Regions from separate parts of the Homo sapiens genome. Here region 2 is linked to region 1. Evidence: chromatin loops called from intact Hi-C (ENCODE). Cell type or tissue: ovary. All regions are shown on one strand.

Region 1 (4,000 bases):
GAACCTGTTGATTTTGATGCTCAGAGCACTGGACCTGGCCTGGGATGGAGGTTAAGCACTGGAGGTGCCCTCTGGTTTACACTAGAACCAAAGGGCTGGGCCAGCCCAGCAGTGCAAGTCAGATTTCTCCCAAATGTTCCTGTTTTCTTATAATCTAAGGCTCACAGGCGCTTGAATGAAGTGTGAATTCACCTTTCTCCCCACTCCCATTCTTTAGGGTCCACCTAAAGTGGGAAGTCTGTTTTCAAAATGACATCTACTCCATGCCTGTCTTGTTTCCCTAATGTACTTTATGGAAGTTCTTCACACTACTGGAGCATTGACGTTACTTGTTAAGCAGCCTTCCACATCCTAGCTCTTTTCCAAGTGAGTCCCACATAAGTAGCCCTGAAACCTTCTTTCTGCCCACCCAAAAACAAAACACAACTAGAATATGAGGAAGTAACAATCAGATTTTTTAAAAAATAAATTATAATTTAAAATAATTTTTTACTTTTTTATTTAAAAAGTAGAGACATAGTCTCACTACATTGTCCAGGTTGGTCTTGAACTACTGGCCTCAAGTGATCCTCCTGCCTTGGCCTCCCAAAGTGCTGGGATTACAGGCATGAGCCACCTGTAATCCCAGGTCGCTAGAGTTTGTTTTTTTGTTTGTTTGTTTGTTTGTTTTTTGAGATGAAGTCTTGCTGTGTCGCCCAGGCTGGAGTGCAGTGGCACGATCTCGGCTCACTGCAACCTCCGCCTCCCAGGTTCAAGCGATTCTTCTGCCTCAGCCTCCCGAGTAGCTGGGATTACAGGCGCCTGCCACCACATCCAGCTAGTTTTTGTATTTTTAGTAGAGACGGGGTTTCACCATGTTGGTCAGGCTGGTTTCGAACTCCTGACCTTGTGATCCACCCACCTCGGCCTCCCAAAGTGCTGGGATTACAGGCATGAGCCATCGTGCCTGGCGAGTTTGGGGTTTTTGATTGCTTTTGTCTTCCTCCAGGGACCCTAGAACCAGTGTTTCCTCTGGAATTAAATTTTCATAATATGAGTTGGCACTTAGTTGAGAATTAAATAACCAATTGAATAAACTGCATGGAGAGTTATATTGGTTAATGAGTGATGGCTATTCAGGAAACTGTAGAGGAACTGCTCAGAAAAGGCCGGGCGCAGTGGCTCACACCTATAATGCCAGCACTTTGAGAGGCTGAGGAGGGAAGATTGCTTGAGCCCAAGAGTTCAAGACTAGCCTAGGCAACATAGGGAGATCCCGTCTGTACCAATAAATTTTAAAATTGGCTGGGTGTGGTGGTGTATACCTGTAGTCTCAGTTACTGGGGAAGCTGAGGTGGGAGGATTGCTTGGGTCCAGTAGATTGAGGCAACAGTGAGCTGTGATTGCACCACTACACTCCGACCTGGGTGATAGAGAGAGACCCTGTCTCAAAAAAAAAAAAAAAAGGAAATATCTGTAGGAAAATAATGTTATTGCTAATATATGACTCATTTACCCTTTAACTTCCTTTTGTCTCATGGAAACACTTGTGATTTTGCATTAAGTTAATTTTTTTTCAGGAATGTGGCCATCATATCATAACTGCATAACTGTCTGTATACAGGAGATGATATGAAATGAATGAACCATTTTCTTACGTTTTCCTTTGTAGGGAAGATGGAAGAGTTGAGTCAGGCCCTGGCTAGTAGCTTTTCTGTGTCTCAAGATCTGAACAGCACAGCTGCCCCACACCCCCGCCTATCCCAGTACAAGTCCAAGTACAGTTCCTTGGAGCAGAGTGAGCGCCGCCGGAGGTTACTGGAACTGCAGAAATCGTAAGGAAGCTTTAACTCCTTGTCTTCTTTCTCTGGGCTAGGAGCTATGAACCATTCCGAAGGCTCTAGGCTTGTCTCTACAGACTCTCCCTTCAAAGTAGACTCTTTGTAGGCTGATCTTCTTGCCCACAGGTTGGGAGGGGTAAATCCTGGCAGAGGTAGGTTTCTTTTATACCCAGAGCTTAGGAGAAGATGAGGAATTAGGGAGACACCGAAGTTTGAAACCAAAAGCTCAATTATTTGGTTAAGTTTTTCTTTTTTTCCTGGCAGCTGTACTGAGCTCTGTGGTTTAGGAACTTGCGAAAGCCACGCCCAGACTTTCACTCCCCACATTTCCTGGGATGCTTGTGTTTGGCTTCTGCACTCTGAATGCTGGTATTGGTGTGGTCTTCCCATCTGCCTTCAGCCCAAATGTTTCTGTGGCACTCTTGGGAGTTCAAGACAAATAATTCCTAAGGGAATCTGAGGAAATGTCTTCCATATACTTAATTCTAAGTGCCAAGATGTGCAAACAGGGAAAGAGGGCAGGATAAGAGTGTTTGAGGCTGAGCTACTCTGAAGGCAGGGCCGATCCTTGTATTCTCAATGCAGCATGGGCCTCTTCTGGGTCATAAATTAAGGAATTAGGGATCAGAAGAAACTACTAACAGCTGCATAGTTTCCATACAGTCTGCATTTTGCCCAGTGTTGCATCACTGGTTGTGTTTGGCAGAGATGGTTCCCTGTGGCTCTGGGTGGCTTGCAGAATACATTCCCAGATCATTCCTCTCCCCATTTTTAAAAATGTAGTTATCTTTGAATAGGTAATACATTTGTATGGTTGAAAATTTAAAATATACATAAGAGGCCGGGCATGGTGGCTGACGCCTGTAATCCCAGCACTTTGGGTGGCCGAGGTGGGTGGATCACCTGAGGTCAGGAGTTCGAGACTGGCCTGACCAACATGGCGAAAACTTGTCTCTACTAAAAATACAAAAATTAGCCCGACATGGTGGTGCGTGCCTGTAGTCCCAGCTACTCGGGAGGCTGAGACAGGAGAATCACTTGAACCCGGGAGGTGGAGGTTGCAGTGAGCCGAAATCGCGCCATTGCACTCCAGCCTGGGCAACACAGCTAGACTCTCTCAAATAAATAAATAAATAAATAAAATAAATAGAAGAGTATATGGTGAGGTCTTCCCATTTCTGTCCCCTAGCTATCCAGTTCCTCTCCTATATTATTAGTTTCTGGTGTATCCTTCCAAATATATATATATTTTAGACAGGGTGTCACTGTGTTGTTCGGGCTGGAGTGTGCAGATCCCGGCTCACTGCAGCCTCAACCTCTCAGGCTCAGGTGATCCTCCCACCTCAGCCTCTGAAGTAGGTGGGACTACAGGCACACTCCATAGCACCTGGCTAATTTTTTTATATTTTGTAGGAACAGGGTCTCCCTATATTGCTCAGGCTGATCTTGAACTCCTAGGCTCAACTGATCCTCCCACCTTGACCTCCCAAAGTGCTGGGATTTCAGACGTCAGCCACTACGCCTGGCCCTTCCGAAGATATTCTATACATATATGAGCAAGTGTGTGTGGTAGTATGTGTACAAAAGCTTTTTTTTTTTTTGACTCTATCTCCCAGGCTGAGTACTGTGGCATGATCTTGGCTCACTGCAACCTCAGCCCCTCAAGTAGCTGGGACCACTGGTGCAGGCCACCACACCCAGCTAATTTTTTTATTTTTGGTAGAAACACAATTTCACCATGTTGCCCAAGCTGGTCTTGAACTCCTGAGCTCAAGTGATCTGGCCAATTCACCCTCCCAGAGGGCTGGGATTACAGGCAGGAGCCACTGCACCTGGCTTTTTTTTTTTTTTTTTTTTTTTTTTTTAACACAAGTAGCAGTATACTATATACTGTTCTGCACATTTATTTAGTGGTGTTTTGGGGGAGAAATTCTATATCAGTTCATAAAGTACCACATCATTCCTTTTTCGTGGTGCTAGGTATTCCGTGGAATGGATACTTCATAATGCCATCAAGCCAGTCCCTCCTGATGGGCATCTGGGCAGTTTTCTTCTCTTGTGATTACAAACAATGTTCAGGAAATAACCACAGACAGACTTTCTTTCACACATGTACAAATATACCAGCTCTTTTATTCTCGAGATAAAAGACCATTGTGCTTTCATATGTTCTCTCTGGT
Region 2 (4,000 bases), 250 kb after region 1:
TCAAATGTGGGGGTAAGCAAAAGAAGGACATCAAGGATGGTGCCTGATTAGTTTTGGGGTTTTTTGGTTTGTTTTGTTTTGCTTAAGTGGAGATTTTAGGGGCTCACCTGTTAATAGGAAAGGGTTATGAGGTTTGGGAGACAGATGAAGTGCTGTTTTAAGTTTGAAAGGACTACAAAACTTTCAAATGGGAGATGTTGAGCAGACAGTTTAATGTATAATTAACCCTTTAACGACAAGGGGTTTGGGGCACTGGCCCCTGCACAGTCAAATCTGTGTATAATTTTTGACTCCCCCAAAATGGAACTACTGATAGTCTACTACTGACTGGAAGGCTTACTGATAAACAACATATTTTGTATGTTGTATGTATTATATATACTGCATTCTTTTTTTCTTTCTTTTTTTTTTTTTTAATGAAAATAGACACGGGGTCTCCTTACGTTGCCCAGGGCTGGTCTCAAACTCAAGGGTTCAAACAACCCACCCATTTCAGCCTCCTAAAGTGCTGGGATTACAGGCGTGAGCCACTGTGCCCAGCCTATACTGTATATTCTTACAATAAAGTAAGTTAGAGAAAAGAAAATGTTAAGTCATAAGCAAGAGAAGATACATTTACTCTTCATTAAGTGGTTGTGGCTCATCATAAAGGGTCCTTATTCTCATCTTGTTGAGTAGGCTGAAGAGGGAGGAGGAAGGGAGGGGTTGTTTTTGCTGTCTCAGGGTTGGCAGAGGTGGAAGAAAACTTGCCTATCAGTGGCCCTGCGCTGTTCAAAGCTGTGTTGTTCAAGAGTCTGCTCTACTTCTCTCATGGCACTGAGGGAAGCGCAGTGGCATGATTTCAGCTCACTGCATCCTCCACTTCCCGGGTTCAAGAGATTCTCTTGTCTCAGCCTCTCGAGTAGCTGGGATTACGGGCGTGCACCACCACACCTGGCTCATTTTTTTTGCTATGTGTTGTGTGTCTGCCTGTCTCTGATTCACATTATTTGGGACACTGGGCAACACCAGTTTTGTCTTTGTATCTCTTCTAGTATCCTTGCATGTGGACACCAATAAATTTTTATTGAATGTGTTGGTGGGAACAGAACCCCCTGCAGAACATCTGCCAAGCCTGGACTCTGCTTCCCAGGGTGGGGTAACACAGTGGAGGGAGAGTGGTTTTAAGCCCTTTGCTTTGCACTGTCTGGCTTAGAGGTGGATCTCCATGCTGATAGAAGTGATCAATGGCTCACTGGGTCCTACCCAGGATACATTAGAATCAGCTGGATTGCTGGTTTAAAATGCACATTGGTAAACCAAGGAAATGTGGGTTTTGGGGGTTTTGGGTTTTTTTTTTTTTTTTTTTTGGAGACAGGGTTTGGCTCTGTCATCTAGGCTGGGGTGCGGTGGTGCGATCTTGGCTCACTGCAGCCTCCACCTCCTGGCTCAAGCGATCCTCCCACTTCAGCCTACCAAGTAGCTGGGACTACAGGTGTGTGCCACCACGCCCAGTTATTATTTGTATTTTTGTAGAGATGGGGTTTTGCCATGTTGCCCAGGCTGGTCTCAAACTCCTGAGCTCAAGCGAACTGCCTGCCTCAGCCTCCCAGAGTACTAGGATTACAGGCATGAGTCACTGCACCTGGTCAGAAATGTGTATTTTTTAACACATTCCCTCGGTTATACTAACGCATGCTAAAATTGAGAACAGCGAGCTTTTTCAGCCCAGAGCCTGTGTTCGCATTTCTTTGGAGGCTTTATGGATTTTCATGCCCTCACATGTTCTATGTTCTTACCTCTTTAACTTCTCTTTAAACAGAGAATCCTTTTTTTTTTCTTTTAAGAAAAAAACAGTGGTATCTAAGACTTGAGCCCACATCTTTCCTTTGCTCCTTTAGAAGAAAATTAGGCTTTGTATTTGAAGGGCTCTTTTTTGGTTCTGCTTCATTTAATAAAATTTTTTTTTTCTGTTTTGCAGTCCCATGAGCGTGTAAGCAAGCGTCTACATCAGAGATTCCAGGCCTGGGTAGATAAATGGACCAAGGAGCATGTGCCCCGTGAAATGGCAGCAGAGACCAGCAAGTGGCTCATGGGTGAGGGGCTGGAGGGCCTGGTGCCCTGTACCACCACCTGTGATACAGAGACCCTGCATTTTGTGAGCATTAACAAGTATCGTGTCAAATACGGCACAGTATTCAAAGCCCCTTAACTGCAAAGCCAGAGCAGATAACTTGGGGTGTGTGTGGGGATGTGTGTGTGGGCCTATGCACTCACACACTGAAGAAACAAGGAAGATGCCTTTCAAGCCTCACTGGGCCTCTCTGGGACATGGCCACCTGACCTGTGTGTGGCTGGTGCAGCCTGGCACCAAGTGGGCTACCTGTTAGGAACATGAATACCTTACAAAGCTGAAGCTGGAACTTTTCCCAAAGGGTTTTGGGTATAGCCTGCCCTGGAGGGGAAGGAAGTCCATGCAAGCAAAGACATGCAGTTTGCTTGCACACACCAGCAGAGCTAAGACTGGAGTCTCCTGTGGCCTAACTTTCAATGAGGGAACCGGATGCTGTTCACACTTTGACTGGATGGAGATGCATTTACAAAACAGACTGGAGAAGGACTTAATACTCAGATGGATTGGAACTATCATGGTCACTGCTCCTCTCCCCTCCCCACAAAAGGAAAAAAAAGCTGGATTTGATTTTTTTTTTCTGGTCACTCGAGCACATCTAAGATCACCCATTAGGTTTTATCTGGGACCTGCAGTTTGGCTTTGGGATTGATCATCTTGTGGATTTTATTCCTGACGATTCCCTTGCTGCCTACCCTTTTCTCTCCTCTGGTTCTCAACCTCAACGAGTTCAAATCAGTTGTCCTTTTTAGCTCCCGTGGAACTGTTTTGTATCTGCCTCTTTACTAGTCTACCTTAGTGCCATCCACCAGCTTTACTCTCTGACACACACACGCACACACACACACAATTTTAACTTGTTTTTTTGTACATAATGTACATACTGTCAATTTTTTATTAAAAGAAATATGCTTTGATGTGCTAGCATAACTGCTCTAGCTTCTTGTGTACCATAGTACTGTGGCTTCAGATTTAGTACCTATGAACAGATGTACAAGACATTTATTACACTTTTTACCAAAGGGAGTTACCATTGTAGTACTTTTGTGTAAAACTTGTCTTCCCCTTTGCCCCCAACTTTTTTTTTTTTTTTTTTGTAAATAAATAAAGCTTGGTTCTTACTTAAGGAATAAACTCTCAACCCACGTCCCTTGTCCTCACCAGAAAATACTGTGAAGCAGGGATTTTGACTTCAGTTCCTTATCCAGGGTAGAAACAGGATTTTGCTTAAAATACTTGTTACTTGTCCCAAATCAAAATATTCCAAAATCTTAGAATACTTAAGTCTTTTAGTACGTGTTTTTTTCCCTTGTTCAAATAATCTGAAAATATTTTATATTTGGGTAAGTTGTCAAGCTATGTAGTTTGTATTTCTATATATTTTTTCTTATTCACATTGGTGATGGATGGGGGTGAGCAACTTAAATACCAAACCAGTGTTTGAAAAAAAAGTGTGCATAAGGCATGTGGTATACCTTATAAATGGAGTTGGGAGGGAGAGAATTTGAAATGGGATACCTATTTTTTTAATTACATAAATTTAAACTAGCAGACATTTAAACATGAATGATTAGGATTTTTCTATGTGGTTAACCTGGACTTTCTGAACAAAGACCAACTGAGCCCCTCCCAGTACTCTGGTGGATTTTTCTTCAGCAACCATTACGCAAGTCTTAGTTGTAACCAGCAATGTTCTGTGTGTTTTATGTTTGCTTTTTAGTTAAAAATCACCACCACCACCAAAAAGAAAAACAAAATTTTTTGGCTCCTGGATTTTCAAAACACATGGTAGACCTCTCTGATTTTAGGCTTTTATTGTTTAAAGACAGTGTCTCGCTTTATGACCCACACTGGAGTGCAGTGCCACGATCATAGCTCACTGCAGGCTTG

Evidence for each region. A loop is a pair of places that touch in the nucleus more often than their neighbours do. Peaks named below come from ENCODE experiments on the same cell type or tissue, not always from the same donor. Only the 100,000 strongest peaks of a DNase experiment are listed, where the experiment ranks them.
Region 2: a loop joins it to region 1, with 5 times the contacts of the local background. A loop is called at or near these places in 42 of 110 quality-filtered maps.

Annotation. Positions count from the first base shown.
Region 1 is chr15:75,618,708-75,622,707 of GRCh38, reverse strand. SNUPN (snurportin 1) reads left to right here. Exons shown (of 9, transcript NM_005701.4): 2 at 1,652-1,814. The coding sequence starts at 1,657. Among named protein-coding and RNA genes, the nearest start is that of SNUPN, 5.0 kb to the left of the region's middle. In ovary, a CTCF peak has its summit at 1,788; DNase peaks (open chromatin) are centred at 1,747 and 2,140; H3K4me3 peaks cover 744 bases; H3K27ac peaks cover 2,131 bases.
Region 2 is chr15:75,370,170-75,374,169 of GRCh38, reverse strand. It overlaps SIN3A (SIN3 transcription regulator family member A), which reads left to right. Exons shown (of 21, transcript NM_001145358.2): 21 at 1,961-4,000. The coding sequence ends at 2,191. Among named protein-coding and RNA genes, the nearest start is that of MAN2C1, 3.6 kb to the right of the region's middle. In ovary, no CTCF peak of the experiment used is centred here; no DNase peak of the experiment used is centred here; H3K27ac peaks cover 6 bases.